5 separate regions of the Homo sapiens genome follow, and all the other regions are linked to region 3. A link is a contact called in ENCODE Hi-C or POLR2A ChIA-PET data. All regions are on one chromosome and are shown on one strand. The core of a region is the stretch at or near the end of the contact, and the rest is flanking DNA. Distances in the headings are between cores, read along the strand shown.

Region 1 (2,700 bases), core at 13-2,512, 2.6 Mb before region 3:
ATTTGGAGATCATACTCTCATCCTTGAAAACGCCCCACCGCCTTCCCTGGGGCGGCCGGCCTCCAGGTTCGCGTTCTACCTGGTAGAATCCCTTGACAGTTTCAGTACCTGGCCGCCAGGGCTTTGGGTGTTAATGCCTTCCTTGGACGGGAGGCACTGGGGAGAAGAGAGGGAAGGCGCTGAAACCCACCTGAGAAGGCGGGCTGGGGGAAGGCACCCCGGGAAAGAGGTTTTCTCGGGTGCCAGCACCCGGAGAGAGCTACTCTGGGGCCAGGCAAGCATCCCGCCTAGGCTCCCTAGTGCATATTAGTGAGTAACACGACTGGCGCGCGAGGTGGTCCATTTTATTTTTGGTAGCTAGACGCCAATAGGACGCACCACTTCAGCTCCAAACGGGAACTGGTGGCCCCAAGATGTTTTCTTTTCTTTTTCATTTTTTTGAGACAGGGTCTCGCTCTGTCGCCCAGGCTGGAATGCAGTGGAGAGATCTCAACTCATCGCTACCCCCTCCTTCTGGGTTCGAGTGATCCTCCCACCTCAGCCTCAGTAGCTGGGACCACAGACACGCGCCACCACGCCGGCTAATTTTTATATTTTTTGCAGAGAAAGGGTCTCGCTATGTTGCCTAGGCTGGTCTCGAACTCCTGGCCTCAAGTGATCCACCCGCCTCGGCCTCCCAAAGTGCTGGAATTACTGGCGTGAGCCACCGCGCCCGGTCTGCCCCCAAGACTTTCATTGAAAAGATGGAATGGTCGCTTCTGTGCGGATCCTCCAAACCATCGTTGGGAGAGGCCTCCTTAAAGTCTAGGAGAAAAGTTGTTTGGGACCGATATGAAAGTAAGGCAAAGCCGGATGGAAGAGAGTAGCCGAAACAAGCAAGAAAAGGAAAAGCGATCGTGATGGGTTTAGGAAAGGTGATCTGGCGTGCTAAATGGCATTTCCGGAGAAATCTGAAAACTATTGCTTTACTGAAGTATAGCAAAGAGCTGTCCGGGCTCTGGAAACTCCTTAACGGATCAAAACGGATGCAATGGGTATCCTTCTCCAAAGACACACCTCAAACGGGCCGGGAGCCGGGCAGTTAGCCACCCGCTGCCTCCCCTTCCGCAGTCCGGCTCGCAGCCGCTCAGCTACCTCTAAAGCCCGGAGCAGGAAAGTCCGCGCAGGCCTGGATGGCCCGGGTGGTAATCTAGCAGGCCTGCACACTGCGCATGCGCAGGGGGTGGACTGCCAGGTCGGCTCAGGGAGCCGTGACGAGTCCGGAAGCGCCTGCGCGCGCTCCTCCGTACGAGAACTAGTTTTGTTCCGTGCCCTCTGGACTGGAACCTTTTGGAGAGAACCCCCGGCAGGACCAACCCCGCACCCGCCAGCACCGCGGCAATGTCCAGCAATAGTTTTCCTTACAATGAGCAGTCCGGAGGAGGGGAGGCGACGGAGCTGGGTCAGGAGGCGACCTCAACCATTTCCCCCTCGGGGGCCTTCGGCCTCTTTAGCAGCGATTTGAAGAAGTGAGGAGAAAGGTTTGGGTTGCGGGGATGGGAGGGAGGAGCTGCGGACTCGGAGGAGTGGGCGCCAGGGTGGGCTTCCTGGAGAGGAGCGGGGTCGCCCTGAGGTCTGAGCAGGGCAGGGCGGTAACGTGTCCCGCGGGTGGGTAGGTGGGGTTGGTTGGCGGTGGTGGGAGTTGTGGGAGTTTGGGGCGAATGTGTGTAGGGGTCTCTAGTAGTTTTCAAACTTTAGTGAAAAGGAAACCACTTGGTGAGCTTAGATCCCACCCCTGAAGACACTGATTGAATTGGACTTGGGCTGGGCTCAGGAGTCTGAATTTTGAGCATCGTCTTCTAGTTTATTTACCGTTCGCCGGATCAGACTTTAATACATTCCCTGATTAGGGTGAAAGGAGTGTTTTGGTGAAGGTGAGAGTGCGAGTGTTGCTTGTGGGAAGTTATTTTGTGACCCCGGAGTGTAGGAGCAGAGAGGTGGATTTAGGCTGTTTGAATGGACAAACTGGTTTACACCAGTATTAATGTTCTTGGATTATGTCCTTTGCACTACAGACAAAAACACCAATCCAAAATAAGCATATGAATAGAAAATATTTTAAAAGAGTGTTACTGTGAACAAATCCAAAACTTTTACAGATTAATAATGTGAATTTTAAAAACGAATGTTAAACAAGGTACACTTAGTTTTGTAAAAAGTATCACCGAGAAATGGAAAGAAATCCCAAGTTGTTTGTTTTGGGGGGTGGGTTGGTGGTAGTGGTTACATTTACCAGAATTATCATTTTTACATTTCTCTTATTTTAAATCTTTCATTACTAAGCAATAGGGTCACATAATAGTCTGTCACTAAATTCATGCTAAATTAAGGTAGAATAGCTGTGCTAGTAGCTTTGCAGATCTGTTAGAGGGTATAATTAAAATTTAAATTAAACGTTACTAACAATATTGGGTAGTCTAGAAAGTGCTACTACTTCAAATTGGGATTACATTTTGGCTGTATTGAGGATCAAAATCATATATATAGCATGTAAGATACAATCTTTTCCTTTTTCCCAAGGTTAGAAAAGTTTAAAAGTAAGGTAACTGATTTCATTTTTCATTATATGCATTTGATGATCCATTGTTCTAGAACAAGTACGGAGCTTGTTGCCTCTACTATTAGCAAAATGTTTAGACTGAATTAACCTGTATATCGGCA
Region 2 (2,700 bases), core at 182-2,681, 2.1 Mb before region 3:
GATGACTACTGGGTGACTCCAAAGCATCCAGGGAAGATTGAACAGGTGGGGTGAGTCATAGTAGACTTTGCTCAGTTTTGATCCTGGATTTAAAGTAACGGCCTTGGGCTGGCGGGATAGAAGGGGATTCCAGGACCAGTCATGAAAGTGAGAATGAGTAAGTCAGGCTAGGGAAGGAAAAAGACAGTCATATGGGTGTCTTTGAAGGATGGTACCAAGAAATTTTAAAAAGGGGGTGGGCTCGGTGGCTCATGACTGTAATCCCAGCACTTTTGGAGGGTGAGGTGGGCCTCACCTGAGGTCAGGAGTTCTAGCCAGCCTGGCCAACGTGGTGAAACCCCGTTTCTACTAAAAATACAAAAAAAAAAAAAAAAAAAAATTAGCCAGGCATAGTGGAACGCGCCTATAATTCCAGCTACTCTAGGGGCTGAGGCAGGAGAATCACTTGAACCCAGGAGGCGGAGGTTGCAGTGAGCCGAGATCAAGCCACTGCACGACAGAGTGAGAATCTGTCTCAAAAAAAAAAAAAAGAAAAAGAAAAAGAAAAGCAATTTTAAAAAGGGCGATTCTGCCCTGTATTCCTCAGGAGATTCTCTTAGGAAGGGACTGCTAGAGCTCACTGTAGATGTGCCTCATTTTATGCAACAAATATATTTTTGAACATATAAAATAGTCAAATGTTGTTCAGCATCTACCATGCGTCAGACAATGAGCTAGGTGTTTTAACCCTTATACCTAATCTGTAAAATGGACATTATTATTTCCATTTTGCAGACTGATCAGCTGCAAGGCTAAACAGCATACGTATCAGTGTTGTCTAGCTAATAGTCTAGCTATTAAAGGGTGGAACCTCGATTGTAAGCCGGTTTGTCTGATTAGGAAGCCCAAGGTTTTGTGTGCGACACACATTCTTGTAAGTTAAATATTTAGGATACACTATAAGTGATCATCTGAAGAAGTTCTGTTAGTCATTTCCTTTGAAAGGCACGTTATCTACAAACCTTCTTGCAGGGATTTGAGGTAAAGGGCAAGGATTTTCTTGACTGCGTGCATGATGGCAGTTTGTTTCACTACACATGCATCACTCTGCCTCATCTGACACCAGATAACGACATCGAAAATACCCTTAATACATTTTTTAGGTCACTCCGTCCATTAAGCAGATAATCCCGCAAAGCAACGTCCCAGAGAGACGTTAGTTTCCCCAAAGGCCCAGGCTGTGGAGACCGGGATAGTGTAACTTGCGCCTGAAGTAAAAAGAGGGGCAGTCCGAGAGAGAGGAGGAGGGCACGTTTCACTACGGGTAAAGGGGCGCACGAGGGGTAAAGGGACTGGCGGGAGCAGGGTACCGCCCTCTAGTAAACCCGCCCCGCGGGGCGTGGCGGGGACGACGGGCCGCGCAGCCTGCGCATGCGCGCCGGCGACCACGCCTAAATAGCCGCAGCCTCTGCGCGTCGCCCTCCACGGTTACCCCGGCTCTCCGCCCCTCCTTCTCGCGGCGCTCGAGGGACCATGGCCGATCCTCGCGTGAGACAGATCAAGATCAAGACCGGCGTGGTGAAGCGGTAAGGAGCCGGGAGCGGCGCCCTGCACCTCCTCTTCGTCACCTCATGGCGGCCCGCGAGGCTGAGCGGAGCGCAGGCCCGAGGAGGCCCGAGGCGGGCTCCGAACTCCAGGCCGCACCCGGGGCTCCGCAGTTGGCTGGGACTGGCAGGGACCCAGCGGGGCGCGCTGACGCCCGAGCCCGCCAGCCTCGCACGCCGCTTCCCGTCCCTCTCCGCTCACTGGCCGCTCTGATTTGCCGGAAGAGTCGGCGGTGGCCCGGTTTCTCGGCGCCCGCGGTGGGAAGGTGGTGGGCCGCGGCCTGCGAGGGCGGGCCGGGCCCTGATCCCGTGCCTCCTGTGTGCGCGCGCCGGCCTCTCCTTGCTGAACTTGGCCCGGGGAAGCGGGATCCCAGCTGTGCTCTCAAATGGGCTTGAAAGCAGGCTCTGAAGTTTAGGGGGATGCGGAGGATCTGGGCCTCGTCAAAAAAGACCGTAGTGGAGCCGTGTGACCTAACATGGCTGGCGTGACTGGCAGGCTTTGAGAACTGGGCCTGAACTTCTAGCACACTCAGCAAACTTATGTGGCCTCACTTTCTCCAGTCAGATTCCCCGAAGCTCGCCCCAGAGGCTGTGAGATGCTGTTTAAATAACTTGTGAACCAGAAGTATCTGAGACAGGTCTTAATTTGGAATGTTTATTTTGCCAAGGACGTGCCCATGACACAGCCTCAGGAGGTCCTGATGACATGTGCCCAAGGCGGTTGGGGCACAGCTTGGTGTAATACGTTTTAGGGAGACCTCAGATATTAGTCAATGGGTAAGGTGTACCTTGGTTCCCTCCAGAAAGGCAGGACAACTAGAAGGTTGGGGGGCATCCAGGTCATAGATAAGAGACAAATGGTTGCATTCTTTTGAGTCTTTGATCAGCTTTTCACTTAATACACAATTTACATGTGAGAGAGGGATAGAAGAATAGTCACTTATGCCTTAGTCGGCTAAATGAATCTGCGATTTTACATACACAGTAGGGCAGAGGAAGCAGTCAGTTACGCATTTGTCTCAGGTGGGTAGAGGGGTGACTTTGAGTTCTGTTCTTTGTCCCATACCTGTGAAGATAAGCTATCAATTTACATTGCCAGGGTGAAATACAACAGAAC
Region 3 (2,700 bases), core at 178-2,677:
TATTATCCAAGGTGACAGCGAGTAGATGGTAAAGCTAGATTATAATTATGATCTGATTCTAAGGCCAATACTTCACCAGAAGGCTCTATCTTGAAGTCTGACACGTTTGAGATTAGTTAAAACTAGACTACCAATTTTGGTTTTTTCTTTGTTTTTTGAGACAGAGTCTCACTATCACCCAGGCAGGAGTGCAGTGGCGATATCTTGGCTCACTGCAACCTCTGCCTCCTGGGTTTAAGGGATTCTCCTGCCTCAGCCTTCGGAGTAGCTGGGACTACAGGCGTAAGCCACCACACCCGGCTAATTTTTGTATTTTTAGTAGAGATGGGGTTTCACCATGTTGGCCAGCCTGGTCTCGAACTCCTGACCGCAGGTGATCCGCCTGCCTCGTCCTCCCAAAGTGTTGGGATTACAGGCGTGAGCCAACGCGCCCAGCCTAGACTAGCAATTTCTCAAAGGGTGGTCTGCAGACTCCTGCATCAGAATCACTGGCAGTGTGTGTTAAAAATTCAGATTTCCTGACGGTGTCCATGACCGAAGGAATCAACACCTTCGGCCGGGCGTGGTGGCTCACGCCTGTAATCCCAGCACTTTGGGAGGCCGAGGTGGGCGGAACACCTGAGGTCAGGAGTTCGAGACCAGCCTGGCCAACATGGTGAAACTCCATCTCTACTAAAAATACAAAAATTAGCCAGGCGTGGTGGCGGTCGTCTGTAATCCCAGCTACTCGGGAGGCTGAGGCAGGAGAATCCCTTGAACCTGGGAGGCGGAGGTTGCAGTGAGCCGAGATAGTGCCACTGCACACCAGCCTGGACGGCAGAGCAAGACTCCATCTCAAAAAAAAAAAAAGCACCTCCAAGTGATTCTGTTGCAGGGGATCTGTGGATGATGCAGATTTTTTTTTTGTTTTTAATTTTTTATAGAGAAAGGGTCTCCCTATGTTCCCCAGACTAGTCTCGAACTCCCGGGCTCAAGCGATCCTCCCACTTCGGCCTCCCAAAGTGCCGGGATTACTGGCATGAACCACCACACCTGGCCCAGAATTTCGGATTGTTCTTATGCAGACGAAAGCATTAGGACTCATATCTAGGTTACCGGAATTGTTGAAAGCCAACAGCACACGGCATTAGCCAACTTCAGCCCTGCTCAACAGCCTCTATCCAAATCAGCTCCCGGAGCCGCTTAGCAGCCTGCAGCCGCTGAACAGAACTGAGCACGCGCAATATTTAATCCCCACGGGCGCTGGGTGGGGCTCCCTAGGACCCCGCCCCCTACCAACCTGCGGAGCCAGGGGGCGGGGCTCTCCAAAGTAATTCCGGCTTCTCCCGGCAGCGGCCCAAATCCCCGCCCCCAGCTCTCGGACCAATCAAACGGCAGATTGCTGAAACAAAGGACCAATGCCCAGGGCGGTCCTTAATTCCTCCCTGCAGTTTGAAACTGTCAGGTTGCCGTCTAGGTAGCGGTTGTGCTTGCTGAGGCTGCACTTGCTGACACTGCAGCTGCGACGCGGCTAAGAGGCGCAGAGCGAGGAGTCGGGATTTGGTCGCGAGCGGCGACGGTGGGTAGCAGCGCTCCGGGCAGATCCTGCGTCCCTGCATCCCTGGCGAAAGTAGTGGAGGGAGATTTAAAGTTCCTTGGCGCGTGTTTCCTCCCCCTGGGCTCTTCCCCAGACCGCGAGTGATTCAGCTGTTGTGCCGGAAGGTCCCAAAGTTTCCCCTCCGAGGCGTGCAGGAAGAGGAAGTGAGCAGGAGTGAGGGATGCTGAGCGATTACTGTCATCAGAGGTTCCGGTCACTTAAAACGTTGAGAAAAAATAACCATGTATAAAGCTCTGTTGTGCTTAAGTAAGATTTTTCTTAAAACAGGCTGGGTCGGAAGGTGATGGAAGAAAACTTATGGCCTTTTGCTTACTGCAATGGCTTTTCTCCTCTGCTTCTAGTCCCTGCTTTGGGGAGGGGCTGGCGCGCCCCTTTCCTTGAGTGCAGCTAGGCCTGGTGAAAGGCACAGGCGACATCACCCTGCTGCTAGTTTGCATGTTAATTCGCTCTTCCTTTGCCTCTTGGGGGTTCCATTTGAATTCCCAGACCCCTGTTTTGCTGTCAGCCAGATAATTACCAAGATGTTATTTTATGTTTCTGGCAACAGAGAAGCACACAAAAGTTTTGATCTTGTTTTCTGATACCTTGGATTAGAGACTACTGAAAATGTAGTGAACTAATGTGCGTCCGCCACCCATTAAAGCAGTTTTCATTTTTCTCCTTTGTTTCTGAACCTAGAAACAGTAAGGAAAATGCTACTGTTCTAGAGTTTCAAATAACTCATACCTTGTTGACATAAAGCAGGGCAGATGGAAGATAGCATATTTTCCAAGAGTGCGGTGGGTTTTTTTGTGTCTGCAGTGTGTCCATATTAAGAAACAATTTTTGAGATCTGACCATACTTACTAGCTCATTTTTAAATAATCAGCACCCCCCCCCCCCCACCCCTGTTACCTGCCTGGTCTCAAATCCTGAAGGAAGAAGTGAATAAAAATATAAATGGACCAAGTTATCACAGTGGTAGATTTGAAGTCAGTGAAGCAGCCATTCCTTGCTGCAGATACATGCACTTATTTTATCCTCCCTAATTGGCTTAACTAAAGACAGTCATGCTGAGATTTAGTTTACTTAACATGTGTATGCACAGTGATACTCACTGGAAA
Region 4 (2,700 bases), core at 173-2,672, 2.9 Mb after region 3:
AACAACTACGGTGCCAGGTAAGGTGAAAGTGGAAAACAGATCCTTTCCCAAAAAACGGAACTTTCCCCTTTTCCACTAAACATAGCTTCTTCACCACTCTAACATGAAAGCTTTGATATAACAGGGAAACTTAAAAAGCTGCAGGAACTTTTGTTATTCTAAAAGTGAGTAGTACGTCAGGACAGCCATTTTACAACCTTCATTTCCAAACACCTATTACACCATACATCTTGCAATTTTAAAAGTATCTTTTCTTTAGGGTAAAAAAAGTACCACTTACACATTCATCATTTAAGTCATTACTGTTTCAAAGGACAGTTATTAAGCTTCTTAATACAGCTGTCAAAATCAATTTGTAGATAGCCTCCAATTTCAAATTTCTACATTTACATCTACTGATAGACCATCCTGATTAGCGATTAAGATAACAGACTTAAACTCTAAGCAATCCTTGCAAAATCCAGTTGATTTTTAAAATCAGTAAGCAACACGCGATCATTTTTAAAGAAAGTCATTCCGAAAATAGCTTGATTGTGGTGGCCAATCTGCTCCTCAGCAGCTGTTCCCTGTTGCTTGTACGCATGGGAGTGGAGGTAGAAGGGCAAAACCCACAAGCCCACGCAAAACTCGTACAGTCACAAACATTATGTAAACATGTCGTGAGGCCAAGAGGCCCCAAGGAGAAAGAACCGCCGGGAGGAAGAGAACGGCAAGCTGCATGTAAGGACGATGGGCGCTGTGTGCGGACGCAGGAGACCCGGGCAGAGGGGCCCAGGGCGGGACAAAGACTGGCCCATCTCGGGCAGCGCCGGCCAGCGCCCAGAACCAGTGAAAGGCAGCCGTCCCGGGGCAGCCGACTGCAGCACTCAAGGGCCCTCAAACGCCACAGCTTAACAGGCGAGGCAAACGCTCCCCTGAATGTAAGACCCTTCCCTTCCCGCCCCTTGTAACGGGCTCCTGCCGCCCCTAACGGGATCCTCGGACGCTTGAGGAGCCGCCGTCGCCTGCTCCCTACCCGGGTCCCGCAGGGCGCCTGGGCGGGCAGCTGTTGGGGTTAGAACCGCGCCGCCGCTGCCTCTCGGCTTCAAACGGCCGGGCAGGCGCCGAGAGAGCGGGCGAGCCCGGCGTCTCTCCCGTAGGCGCGTCAGGCAGCTCGGCGCTCCCAGCCTCCGTTCCCGCCCCTGCAGTTCGGGGCCGCGCACCCTCACGCCACCTACCCGGTCCCACACCATCCCAGACGCCTCGGGCGCTCGGGCCTTCGGCCGAAGCGGCACTGCCTCCTGTCCGGGGCCTGAAATGGCTGCGGAACAAAGAGAATCTGGGCTTCACCGAGCGCCGGTCCGATTGGCCGGGGGGCGGAGCCCGCGGCGGGAACATTCGGCGGCGGTCGCCTTGGCAACGGCGGCGGGGCTAGGAAAATTGCTGCCTGGGTCGGCTGGGCCTGTGGGCCTGCGTCCGACAGCGCGCGGCCGTGCTTTCTAAGCGGGCTCGGCAGCACCAGACTTCACCGGCCCGGCGCGGGGCTCACAAGTGCTCGCACTCCCTGCGGCCGGCGCGCTGACCGGAGCCTCTGGGTCTCGCACGCAGCAGCTGCAGACGCTGCCCGGCGCGGTGGGGCTGTGAGCAAAACGGCCCGCCGGTGTGGTTGCCCAGACTGTGCTGGGCCCTCCTAGGTGGATGGCCCTGCCCCAGCCTAACTTCTGTACCCCAGCATAACCTCCAAAGTAACAGCCGTGCCCTGGGAGCCTGTTCAACACTGAACATATCCCACAATAACACTGTTCCAGCGTCGCTGGTAAAAAGCAGAAATGGCTTCGGTAGGTAGACGCCGGTGGATGGCTGCCCGCTTAGAACAAGATAGGCTTTTGACGTATGTTGTATCTGGCGTATAAACTACTATGTAATTAGAATTCAGTGATTTATAAAATGTTTACGCCTCCAGGTGTTCAATCCTATAAAACTGTAGTTTCTTGCTCTTAGAAATAACAAGCCTTTCTCTCCCTAACCTGCCATCATGAGAAATTAAAATGTCCTGTATTTTCTGTACGGCAAATGATTCAAAATGGGAGTGGTGGACGTTTTTATACCCAACTGCAACAAGGGTAATGAGATAAATATCAGTTTCCTTCCCTCAGATTATTCTTATATGTAAAATTTACTGTATAAAAATACTTAAAATTTGCATAGCTAGCTGATTTTTATTTTCTAAGGTGATGATGCCCGTGATAATATTCCTCACATGATCAGTGTGAGTAGAAATACCAGCAGTTCCGACTATCTTACTGGAAGTGCTGTATATATTTTGAAAATGTGTGACAGTTGTTGCCTTCCTGTCATAGTTTAGGTAAAATTACAGTACATAATACTAGAAAATGTCTAAATTTTTACTAAGGTAATTTATTTGTTCTTCTAAACGTGTTAACAATTTTCATTTGAATTACAGTCATTTTGCAGGAACAACTAGTTTATTTAACTTAAAATTTGAGACTAAAAGTACCATTTTTTAATCATTGGGAAATTGAACTTAGCAAGGGAAAATATAGATAACTAAAATATTCATGATTTCAACATGTTATAATATTAATTTGATAGTAATTGGATACAGTAGTGTATATCAAAAAGAGCCCCCCCCCCCAAATAGGAGTAGATTACCAAGAAAAAAATGTAATATAAACTTTTCTGAATGGTAGTTTATCTGCA
Region 5 (2,700 bases), core at 184-2,683, 2.6 Mb before region 3:
GAGTCGAGTTGTCAATAATAATCAGGGTCATTTCATTAAAATAATCCTCCTTGGAATTATCAGGCATTTAATAATCAGAGCAGAAATAGTTTTCCTCTTCCAGGATTCTTAATGAAAGATAAAACCAGGAGTAAAAAGATGTAAACTCAACAAGCCAGAAGTGACACTTGTGTGACCACAAATTAGAGTTCCTGTTTTATTCTGTGTGACTGCAAATTAAAGTTACTACTGCACATGGCCGGGGGGATTGAGAAACAACTTCAACCAACAGTTGGAAACAAATTACACGTGCTAACAGTTACACTCATTAGGAAATTCAGAATACTTTCAAAGAGAGAGTTATTTAGATGTTGCATTCATTTAAACGCAGACGATGAATATCTCAGCCGCCTTCCTTTGCAGGATTCTGTGCCAAGCCCTTCCGAAGCCGGGGTTGATAAGGTCGACTCCAAGAAGAAAAGCAGCTCAAGTAGGAAATGGTATCCTCACATAGCCCAGAGAACCGGTGACGCACTAGGAGCTTGGAAAATATCCCATCGTTTACCTTGCTAGAAGCAGCTGGGTAGGGAAGAGGTCGTCCACGTGCACTATTGTTTTCCAGATATGTTTATTTTTAAGTTTTGCTTTGGTATCAATAACCTCAACCTCAACCTAACAGAAAGAGGGGGGATGGCAGCGCCACTGGTGGTATTTGGGTGCAACACAAGTTTAAAAAATAAAAACATAACCTTTTTTTTTTTAATTGCAGCATACTCGGTGCCCTCACCTCTCTCCTCCTCCACACCTCTGCCATCACCCCACGCAGCTCTCCGCCGCCGCCACCTCGGGTCCCCATGACAACCCCACCCCAGGGCGGGCCCCCCTCCGCCGACTCCCGGCCCTGCCAGCCACACTTGCTTGGCAAGGGGCGACTCTACCTGCCCTCGGCTTTCTCTCCTGAGAGGCGGGCCAGGACCCCTCCGGGCGCGCGGGCCCAGTCCCGGCTGCAGACACGACCCTCACCAGTCGGGGACGTGTGGAAGGGCGACCGGGCACGAGCTGAGGAGGTTCCACCCCCAAGCCCCAAAACCCAAAGGAGTGACACGGGGCCGGGGCGCGACCCCAAATGGAGGACGGCGGCCCCGCGCCCCTCTCTGGGCTGCTAAGGGGAGCCGAGGGGCAGACGCAGTGGGCGCGAAGGAACTCGTCCGTTTTCACAAACAACGACGCGTCGCGGCGGCAGGAGATGCTGGGGCCGAAGCTCACCTTGAAGGGATTGTTGAGATCCGGGTCGGCAAACGGGTTACTGTCGAAATCCGACATCTCTCTGGCTCTCGGCGTCACCCACCCGACCCAGGCGCAGAGAGAGAGACGAGGCGAGGCCGCCGCCCCCCTGCGCGCTCACGTCGCCGCCGCCGAGCAGATCCGGGTGCAGCTCGCGGGCCACCCAGCCGGCCGCGCCACTGAGCATGCCCGGTGCGGCGGGCTCCTGGCCGCGGCGCAGCTCGCGTTCGCCATCCCGTTCCTCCGGGCCCGGATCCCACGCTCCGGGCTTTAGCTGCGACCGAGTAGGCAGTCGGGGCGAAGGAAACGGGAACTGAAAGCGATGAAAAGCGTTCCACACGCCACGAGCCCGCGGGATCCTCGGAGAGTATGGAACCCTTCCCCTCCGCTCTCAGCCGGAGGCCAGCTGCGTCCAGCCGGGCTCGGTCTTCTGAACACCGATTTCAAATCAGGTCCTCGGGGCCCAGCGTCACTTAGGGAAGTGGTGGCATTTTGTGGTAAGGACGCACACTTGTCAGGTTGGGGGAGGCAGCCTGAGTCGTGGGCCGCGCACCCCGGGAGCAGTGCCGTTAGACCGTGGGACGCGGGCACTGGAGAGGCTACTGCACCGCCCTCCGCAAATTACCTCCCCGGGGCGGGGGCGCGGCCGCTGCTAAGGATTTTTGCATACCCCTGACCCCACCTGAGAATCCCGGCCTCCCATCTTCCGGTCTCTCTGACTCTAGGTTGCTGCTAAATCACGGAGAGCAGCCTTGGCGCTGCCGGTCCCAACTTGATCCAAGGAGCCTTGAGAAGGAGATGAGATTCAGTACCAGGGGCCGGCCGTGGCTCCCATCCTCCGGAATCTGCAAAATGGCTACTTCTTCAGAAATAATGGGGAGAGGGATGGCAAGAGGCCAGAGATCAAGGCCCTCGAGTATTAACTTGAGCATTTGGGCACAAAATAGACACTTTTGGATTTTCCCGTCTTTTCCAACACCAAGGATGAGATTATCAAAAGATGTGTTAAATTAATTTGTACCGGCCGGGCGCGGTGGCTTACGCCTGTAATCCCAACACTTTGGGAGGCCGAGGCGGGCGAATCACAAGGTCATGAGTTCGAAACCAGCCTGGCCAATATGGTGAAACCCCCGTCTCTACTAAAAATACAGAAATTAGCCGGGAGTGGTGGCGTACGCCTGTAGTCCCAGCTACTCTGGAGGCTAAGGCAGGAGAATCGCTTGAATCCGGGAGGTGGAGGTCGCAGTGAGCCGAGACCGGGCCACTGCACTCCAGCCTGGGAGACAGAGCGAGACTCTGTCTCAAGAAAAAAAAAAAATCAATTTGTACCATTCCTTGCCCCACCCTGCCGAACTTATTGAAAGAGCATCGCTTTCCTCACTTTTCTCCTCTAACAGAAAAGCACTTAGATGAAGCTACAGGGAGCCAGAATTCTTT

Evidence for each region. Hi-C counts contacts between places; a loop is a spot of excess contacts on that map. ChIA-PET counts read pairs that join two places held with the same protein, here RNA polymerase II (POLR2A). Pooled maps may share reads with other maps.
Region 1: a loop to region 3 is called in a map of CD8-positive, alpha-beta T cell, with 12 times the contacts of the local background. The contact joins the promoter of AP3B1 here to the promoter of POC5 in region 3. A Hi-C loop is called at or near these places in 3 of 168 maps with a recorded cell type or tissue (CD4-positive, alpha-beta T cell, CD8-positive, alpha-beta T cell and naive thymus-derived CD4-positive, alpha-beta T cell) and 8 of 50 pooled maps.
Region 2: a loop to region 3 is called in a map of CD8-positive, alpha-beta T cell, with 8 times the contacts of the local background. The contact joins the promoter of TBCA here to the promoter of POC5 in region 3. A Hi-C loop is called at or near these places in 3 of 168 maps with a recorded cell type or tissue (CD4-positive, alpha-beta T cell and CD8-positive, alpha-beta T cell) and 10 of 50 pooled maps.
Region 4: a map of B cell shows a loop between it and region 3 (9-fold over the local background). The contact joins the promoter of TNPO1-DT here to the promoter of POC5 in region 3. A Hi-C loop is called at or near these places in 1 of 168 maps with a recorded cell type or tissue (B cell) and 6 of 50 pooled maps. POLR2A ChIA-PET finds 5 or more read pairs at or near these places in 1 of 52 experiments (GM12878).
Region 5: a map of CD4-positive, alpha-beta memory T cell shows a loop between it and region 3 (14-fold over the local background). The contact joins the promoter of SCAMP1-AS1 here to the promoter of POC5 in region 3. A Hi-C loop is called at or near these places in 2 of 168 maps with a recorded cell type or tissue (CD4-positive, alpha-beta memory T cell and naive thymus-derived CD4-positive, alpha-beta T cell) and 8 of 50 pooled maps.

What each region holds. Positions count from the first base shown.
Region 1 is chr5:78,293,260-78,295,959 of GRCh38, reverse strand. AP3B1 (adaptor related protein complex 3 subunit beta 1) reads left to right here and starts at 1,262. Exons shown (of 27, transcript NM_003664.5): 1 at 1,262-1,508. The coding sequence starts at 1,381. RefSeq lists enhancers at 2-51, 426-999.
Region 2 is chr5:77,775,070-77,777,769 of GRCh38, reverse strand. TBCA (tubulin folding cofactor A) reads left to right here and starts at 1,431. Exons shown (of 4, transcript NM_004607.3): 1 at 1,431-1,565. The coding sequence starts at 1,513. RefSeq lists silencers at 1,285-1,544, 1,665-1,834.
Region 3 is chr5:75,716,164-75,718,863 of GRCh38, reverse strand. It overlaps POC5 (POC5 centriolar protein), which reads left to right and starts at 1,427. Exons shown (of 12, transcript NM_001099271.2): 1 at 1,427-1,558. It overlaps LOC441087 (a long non-coding RNA gene), which reads right to left and starts at 1,432. Exons shown (of 3, transcript NR_149046.1): 1 at 1,280-1,432. RefSeq lists an enhancer at 1,722-2,031.
Region 4 is chr5:72,815,270-72,817,969 of GRCh38, reverse strand. TNPO1-DT (TNPO1 divergent transcript) reads left to right here and starts at 1,422. Exons shown (of 9, transcript NR_186518.1): 1 at 1,422-1,817. TNPO1 (transportin 1) reads right to left here and starts at 1,309. Exons shown (of 25, transcript NM_002270.4): 1 at 1,218-1,309. The coding sequence starts at 1,232. RefSeq lists enhancers at 533-582, 1,663-1,742 and silencers at 1,043-1,262, 1,303-1,402.
Region 5 is chr5:78,359,274-78,361,973 of GRCh38, reverse strand. It overlaps SCAMP1-AS1 (SCAMP1 antisense RNA 1), which reads left to right and starts at 1,433. Exons shown (of 2, transcript NR_105014.1): 1 at 1,433-1,760; 2 at 1,989-2,700. It overlaps SCAMP1 (secretory carrier membrane protein 1), which reads right to left and starts at 1,357. Exons shown (of 9, transcript NM_004866.6): 1 at 1,246-1,357. The coding sequence starts at 1,302. RefSeq lists enhancers at 598-717, 1,112-1,708, 1,628-1,787, 1,818-1,907, 1,709-2,305 and silencers at 808-927, 1,358-1,447.